Linked DNA regions of Homo sapiens: region 2 is linked to region 1. A link is a loop called in an ENCODE intact Hi-C map of the cell type or tissue named here. Cell type or tissue: dorsolateral prefrontal cortex. All regions are shown on one strand.

Region 1 (4,000 bases):
GCCCTTACTGCAGCCTTGGGAATAGAAACAGGATCATCAACAGCCTCCACTCCTGCCATCCTCACCCATGCATGAGCAAGGCCTGTTTAGAGAGGGAGAAAGAAAAAGACCTTATATTACTTGGAAAATGAGAAGCAAAGATTTTAGACAAGAACCAATGACTGGGAACCAAAATGCAATGAGGGCTTGGCAGCCCAGGAGTAGTGGCTGCTGTTGTGAGACACATGGAGCTAAAATGGGAGAGATGAGAAACTGTGAGCTTTGAGGATTGTAAGAAGGAAGGGAGCTGCAACAAAGGTCACAGGTCTGTGGGGTTGCCACGCCTCCTATTTTCTATCTCTAATCTCCCTTTTGATTTTCACAATTGGTCCTGTTCTTATATGTCTGGGTGAAAGTAAGGGAAGATCTGTGGTTTTTGGTAGGATAGAGTTTCATGTGCCATCATCTCCTTCCTTGCCATTATTGTAAAGATTCCTCCACTAGAGTTAGTGATGATGGCAACAGACAAATGCCGGATGAGAGGTTTGGGTTATCTCTCATATTATTAAATAGTGATAGAAAATTGGCAAGTTAAAGACTGGCCGCAAAAAGCTTCTGTAAGGGCCAAGGGAAAACTTCTCTTTTGCCCTCTGAAGGTTTGCTGAAAAATCAACTGAAAAAAGTTAGCTTGGTAGGTGAAAGGCATACAAAATGTATTTTAACATGCATAGCATGGAAGAATCACAGGAGGATGATTACCCAATAACCCAATAGGAGCATAGATGTAGATATACCCTTCTTCACGGGGGAGGGAAGATGGGGAAAATATGGCAATTTGGAAAATAGTAAATGATTTTTTAGGGGAATTCAAGAACCTACAATGGCCTGGGACAAAGTCTGTTGGGCCCACAGAGCAGATAGTGGTTTGTAACAAAAGTCTGTTCAGGTGTGCCGACAGACTTCAGTCTCTCTTCATGTGAAATGAGTTAAATTAATGAAAACTTAAGCAAGAGGGCCAGAGGAAACTTTTCCTCCTGGTGGGATCAGACTGTAAGTAGATACGGGAGTATCAGAGTAAAACTTATTTCAGCATTTGCTGGTCTCCAAGAGCCTTTAATTTAAAATAATCAGCATACCAGCATGCTATATTTTCGGGTATTGGTTTCTGAGCCTCAATATCTCATAGAATGAATTTAACAGCATTTTATGTTAAAACCAGATATATATTGGACTCCCTACGTCTTAATAATAATGAATGTGTCAGAAGGGCAAGTGTTCAAGTGTATTTCAACCACAAGTCAGGATTTTATGTTTCTGTTAACAAGGTTGATGGCATACTAGAGCTGTCTCAATAGTTAGTTGTTGCTTTTTTGAATGATTGACAAGTCAATTAGATTTTAACATTATATCTTTACACTTAATTTCTGTAGTTACCTTTAAAATTGCCCATTTTGGTTAATGGCCAGAGTGCTGACCAGCTCATTCCCCTGCAGCCTAAGCATTTAAACATTTCCTGCTACCTTGTATGGTGCTATGAGACAGCTGTCATTGAAGAAATTCTGTTGAGAATCTGAATTACTCTCCTTCTGTATTATTTTAATGTTTGATATTCACATGATGGTTGTTTTAACCATTTTTTTTTACTTTAAAGAAAAAGCTATAAACTAGTTATATGATCTTTTCTTCTTCCTTTCATATGATGCTGCTAACTCAATAGAGAGACACCCGATTACAAATGCTATTGATGGAAAGAACACTTGGTGGCAGAGTCCCAGTATTAAGAATGGAATCGAATACCATTATGTGACAATTACCCTGGATTTACAGCAGGTATAGTTCCTCTTTTTTTGTCATTTCCACTTTTGAAATTGCATTTTACATTTGCTATTTGTTTAGTTAGTGGTTTGTGGGTGAAAGGATACTCTTTCTTATCACTCTCCATTGTTTTCTTGATAAGATGAACAAAGGGTCCTATTCATATAGCGTATTGTTATTTACGAGTATTCAGCATTTAATTATAAAGCACAATTCAAATGGAAGCACGTGAAGAGCTTAGAAATGAATTAGGTGCTAACTCTGTTTTAGCTAGCTGGACTTAATGATGAAAATATGGATCAATAAAATTTTACATAACAAAAATATAATAGTATCATTTTTAACTTTTAAAATAATACATTGCTCCCACTGTGCTGATGGTGTGTGCACTTAAAGGTTCTTGGATAACAAGGCTCTTGAGCAAATTGCCTCTCATTACTGAGAGCTGAGAAAGTTTTGACAGTTGCTTTCAAGTTAAACTTGGGTGACTAAATGAAGTAACAAGCTTTGTAGTTATACAAAATTGATGCCGGAAGTTGTTCAAGTTTGTCTTGCATAGGCCTGGGTGCCTTCTATGCTTAATCTCTTTCTTCCTTCTCTTCACAATATTCAGGTCAGGCTGAAGTTATTAATCAGGAATCGCCAGCACCTCAAATTATTTAGGCTTGCAATTAGGATGGAAAGTGGACAAATGCCACATTCCATCCTATTTGTATGCCTAAATAATGTGCAGGGGTGATGGTCAGGATAGTTAATGACAGACACCATACACTGTAAAGGTCATGGTTTTTATAAGTTATCACTGTGTGGGGAAGCCCCCAGCCAGTGGGCCAGATCAGCACAAGACATTTTCCTAATGGATGCCATTTGCCACCAGCATGAGTACAATCTCCCTCCTCCAGTGTCTAGGTTCATTTTGGTGAGGGCTGCATATATTCAAGAGCCACAGAAAGCTGGCTGGAGCAAACAAGCTGGTGGATTGCACGGTAGACCTGCCTTCCACCCATATGGGCCTCCTCGGGATATGAGGAACTGGTGGCGGCAGGGGCTCAGTGCTGCAGCTTATATCACCAAATGGCATGGACTTATTTCTACCCTCACTAATATACAGCAGCTGAATGTCAGTCCTGAGTTAATAATATTTCTCAGGAAGTCTCAGAGCACTATCAGAGAATGGCAGGGCAAGCTACCACACTGATCAATCATGCTTTAGGAAAATTAATCCTGTGCATGAATCCCCTGGGGATCTTAGCCTCAAAATGGACTGCATACCACTCCTGATAAAGACAACTTTGTCCTTTATTGGTCACAAGAGTTCTCCCCCTTCATGTGATCATTGAAAGTCTAGTCTCCCAATCAAGAGTGAGTCTGCTGTGCATTGACTCAGGTCATCTCCAGGGACAGGCAATCAATAAATAATGATGCTTTATTGTTCTGGTTTATTCTCCATTTATTCTTTTAGATTGCACATAGAACAATGGGGTCAATTATTAATATAATTTGCACAAATCACTTATAGTACTCTTTGAGCTGAACAGCAATATTATTTACCTGTTATCAAACATGGCAGCATTTTTCCCCTCCTAATTTACAACTGGATGGCGCAACCACAAGTTTTTACTAAATCATTTCTAACTTGCCTGTTTTTATCAATTCAGCAAGTCAAAGAGTTTACCTGAAAGCCTATTTTTCAGTGATGTCATTGATATTTTCCTAAATTTACTTTGCATACTCACTCATCCATTCCCACACAGTATCTTAAGAATTATGTGGATTTGTCGTTCTGTTTTCTCTTCCTCCCATTTAGTTTAATGGAGGTAAGATGAGTGAATATGCCAAGACATATTTTATGCTTCATTCATCATAACAAAGTGCCAGAATTCTGTATATAACCCAGGTCTACCTGACTCCAAAGTCTGAAATTCACCAAGTGGAATTGGTACAGAGCATATGTGTTCAAATTGTCCCATATTCCAGGATGGTGTCCATCCATATCCTTATTTATTCCAGCTTTCTATTTCCTGAAAATCAACCTACTGTGTGTGTAGAAGAAGGGGAATTCAAGTAATCTCTAAAAATGTAATAAATCCTTATTTCTACTTGACTCAAGATTTTAATTTAGTCAGTTATTTAGTGATGTGAAAAGTTAAACAGGTTTTGTAATCAAGTTTCGTGATGGAACTTCTCAGACAAGAAAGAGCTTCAG
Region 2 (4,000 bases), 65 kb after region 1:
TCTGTCTCAAAAAAAAAAAAAAAGGAACTACCATATGATCCAGCCTTCTCACACATATATATATGTGTGTGAGATATATATATATATATATTCAAAGCAATTGAAATCAGGATCTCAAAGAGATATCTGCATTTCCGTATTCATTTTAGCATTATTCACAATAGTCAAGATATGGAAGCAACCTAAATATCTGTTGACAGATGAATAAATAAGGAAAATGTGGTATATACATACAATAGGATATTACTTAGCCTTAGAAAAAGAAGGAAATCCTGCCATTTCAGGCAATGTGGACAACATGAAGGACATTATGTTAAGTGAAGTAAGCCAGGAGTGGAAGGACAAATATTACATGATATCATTTATATAAGGAAACTAAAATAGTCAAAACTCAGAAACATGAGAGTAGAATGGTAGTTACCAGGGTCTGGGTTGGAGGGGGAAACAGGAAAGTATTAGTGAAAGGATAAAAAGTTTTATTTATACAAGATGAATTAAGTCCTCGAGATCTACTGTACCGCATAGTGCCTAGACTTAACATTACTGTATCGTATGCTTGAAATTTTCCTAACAAAGTCAATCTTACAAATGTTCTTATCACAAAATAATAATAATAAAGAGAGTGAGAGAAAACTTTTGGAGGTTATTGATATATATGTGGCAGAGACGGTGGTGATGGTTTCGCTGGTGCATACTTATCTCCAAACTCATTAGGTTGTATACATCAAATACGTAAGGCTTTTTGTATGTCAATCAACCTCAACATGTTTTTTTTAAAGCAGTATAGAAATACCTATTTTTTAAAATTATTACAACTGAAAGCCTTCTAACTTGTGGTGTTTTCTTGAAATAATAATCGTATCTTGGTTAATAGTTGAGATCTAAAAGCTTAGGCCTAAATTCAGATAGAAAGCTTGGCACATCTGTTGTAAGTTTTGAAACCAGGTGCACAGACCATCTTTGTTCCAGACGATCTTCTCAGGGATGTTTGTAAAGTGAACAGCCTTGGAAGGTAGAGATGATGTCCCCCTGGGAAGCAAAGGGTAGGTTTACTCATAGCTTGGGAAGAGAGAGATGGTGTCTCCCTCCAGATGAGGGGAATATATTTACCACCCATAAGAAAAGATTTGAACCCATTAAGCTGAGGGTTCCTCTTCTGTAACACCACCCACTGTGAGTGGAGGCATCAGCTGGCCTGCTTTCTATCTCTCTGCAGGAAGTAGAGCCCAGGCAACTGGCACCAAATATGCCAAAGCTTATGCTGCTTCCTGGGCTGTGAGTAATAAAGTCCCTTTTCCCTCTTTTAGAAGTCTCATATGTTCTGTCAGCAGCCACCAAGCTGTGTCAGGCTAAATTGCTGTCTTGCAAGTAGAATAAAATCCCAGACCCTTTGCAATCTTTTTCATAAAAAAAATTTTAAATACCATATATTTACCGCATACAGTTCAGAATTATTTATTAATAGTATATTCACAGAGTTGTGCAACCACCACCACAATCCAATTTTAGATCATTTCAACAACTCAAAAAGAAACCTTGTACACGTTAAGTGTCATTCCTGTACCCACTCCCTGAAAATCTGCTTGCTCTAGCTGTGTTGGATTGATGTCAGAACACAGGAGGGAAGGGCAAATGCAAGGGAGCAGGTAAGAGGCTTTCACAGCAACTCGGGACAAATGATAGTGGCTTGGAGCAGGGTAGCAGCATGAAAGTAGTGAGAAGTGGCGGAATAGAAGATACATTTTCAAAGTGGAACCAATAGTATTTCCTGACCAATTGGCTCTGCCAAGAGGATGTGCTGATCAATTTTCCGTGAGGTGTGAGAATGAGATGGCTGAGGGATGAGTCCATGGTTTTGGCATGAGCAAAGGGAAGGATTGAGTTGCTTTGAAATGAGTTGGGGAAGACTGTGGGCATAGCAGGTTTTGACAGAGAAGAATAGGAGTTCAGCATTGCATATGTTAACTGAAAATGTCTATTAGACATTTTGGTGAAGCTGAATAGATAGTGTATAGTATTCTGGAATTCAGATGAGAAATGCTGCTTAAAGATACGAATTAGAGAATTTAAAATCATGAGACTGCATAATATCACCCAGGAAGTACAAGAAGACCTAGAAAAGTAACAGTCTGAGAACTGAGCTCTAAGGAACATCTACCTTTAGAGGTCAGAGAGATGAAGTAGAGCTTGTAAAACCAAGGAGCAAGCACACACAGTTTTGGACACAGAGATTTCCCATAAGAGCATTGCAAACGTTACATATTCTCTTTGTTGGATGTGAAAATAATCTTTTGGGAAATGTGTGCTTAGACCTTGATGTGATGCATAGGGACAAATTTCTAATTCTATTTGCTTCCTAAGAAAATGAAATGTTACTAAATAAACAGCGTCAGGGCAAGGAGTCCAGGTCCATAAAGAAAAACTTGCACAGCATGGTGAATAAAATTAATAATGGTGTATTGCAGATTTTAAAATTGCTAAAAGAGTAAATTTCAAATGCTCTCATCATAAAAAATATTAGTATTTGAGGGAATGGGTATGTTACTAGCTTAATTGAATTATTCCACATTGCATTCATATATTATAACATCACTTTGTACCCCATAAATTTACATAATTAGAAATTGTCAATTTACAATAAAAAATAAAAAGCCATCAAAAAACGCCAGGCAAAAATATGTGATATACTTATACCCATATTTAAACCTACACCATAAATTATATTTAAATTTATAATTCTGCCTGCTGCTGTTTTCAGTAATTAATATCATTAAGAAAGCACAGGTTAAATCAAATTTCAACACAGTATCATTTCAGTATAAAATCTCATATTTTGAATAAAACAAACATATCTTTACACATTATTAAATGAACTACGCTGACAAATTTTGTTTCTTTTTTTGAGAACCAGAAAAACAATTATACTTAGATGGGCCATCTAAAATGTCCTTCCAGCTTGTGGAGTAGGTTGTGTTTGTTTTTCAATGAACATCTGTTTGACAAATTGAAATGCTAATTATGATTTATCATTTCCATGACATCAAATATCCAGATAGTAATAAACGTTGATGACTAACTATATTTTTCAGTTTCAGCCAGATGTTTGGCATCACGTAAGATACCACCTTAGTTTTACATAAAAATAAAATGTTTCTTGAGTCTGGCTTATCATAATGGGGAGGAAACTAATATGAATGAAGCAGAATGGTTCATTTTTTTTCTCAATGTGTACAATTCTACTGGTAAGACTTTTACAATATCATAAATAAAATTGTACTTTAAAATAAGTGTCTTTCAAACTTTTACAAATACAAAGAAAGCCAGAATCAAAACCCAATTTTGAATATCAAGTGTTAAATATGAATATCAGAAACTGAATATATCATCAATACAAATTTTAAAAAAAATAAGTTTGTAAATTCAGAGTTTATCCCTCAGATGTTATTTCAAGCATATATCATAGTGACATATCCTTGAATATATATTTAAGATCCGATAGGGACTGGGCACAGTTGCTCACACCAGCATTTTGGGAGGCTGAGGCAGATGGATTGCTTGAGCTCAGGAGTTTGAGACCAGAATGGGCAACATGGTGAAACGCCACCAGAAAAAATGCAAAATTAGCAAAGTGCGGTGGTGTGCACCTGTAGTCCCAGCGACTTCGGAGGTTGAGCTGGGAGGATTGCTTGAGCCTGGTAGGCAGAGGTTGCAGTAAGCTGAGACTGTGCTACTGCACTTCAGCCTGGATGACACAGGCAGACCCTGTCTCAAAAGAAAAAAAGAAAAATCTGATATGATAATTTAGAATATGGGTCCTCAGGGCCATAAAACAGCATATGCTAGTTTGTTGGCTTTTACTCACCATGCTGTGCACTAAAAGTAAAAAAATATAAAGTAAAGCCCATTCTTTTAACTGAGATTTTGTGCCCTTTGACATAATCTCTCCATTCCCACAGCCCTCAGCCTCTGTAACTTCTATTTCACTCACTCCTTCTAAGAA

Evidence for each region. Hi-C counts contacts between places; a loop is a spot of excess contacts. Peaks named below come from ENCODE experiments on the same cell type or tissue, not always from the same donor. Only the 100,000 strongest peaks of a DNase experiment are listed, where the experiment ranks them.
Region 2: it touches region 1 in a loop (2.5-fold over the local background); 1 of 110 quality-filtered maps calls a loop at or near these places.

What each region holds. Positions count from the first base shown.
Region 1 is chr6:129,058,088-129,062,087 of GRCh38, forward strand. LAMA2 (laminin subunit alpha 2) reads left to right here. Exons shown (of 65, transcript NM_000426.4): 3 at 1,697-1,809. Among named protein-coding and RNA genes, the nearest start is that of LAMA2, 180 kb to the left of the region's middle. In dorsolateral prefrontal cortex, CTCF peaks have their summits at 1,833 and 2,038; no DNase peak of the experiment used is centred here; H3K4me3 peaks cover 857 bases; H3K27ac peaks cover 1,346 bases.
Region 2 is chr6:129,123,298-129,127,297 of GRCh38, forward strand. The region is part of intron 4 of LAMA2 (laminin subunit alpha 2); the gene reads left to right. Among named protein-coding and RNA genes, the nearest start is that of LAMA2, 240 kb to the left of the region's middle. In dorsolateral prefrontal cortex, no CTCF peak of the experiment used is centred here; no DNase peak of the experiment used is centred here; H3K27ac peaks cover 511 bases.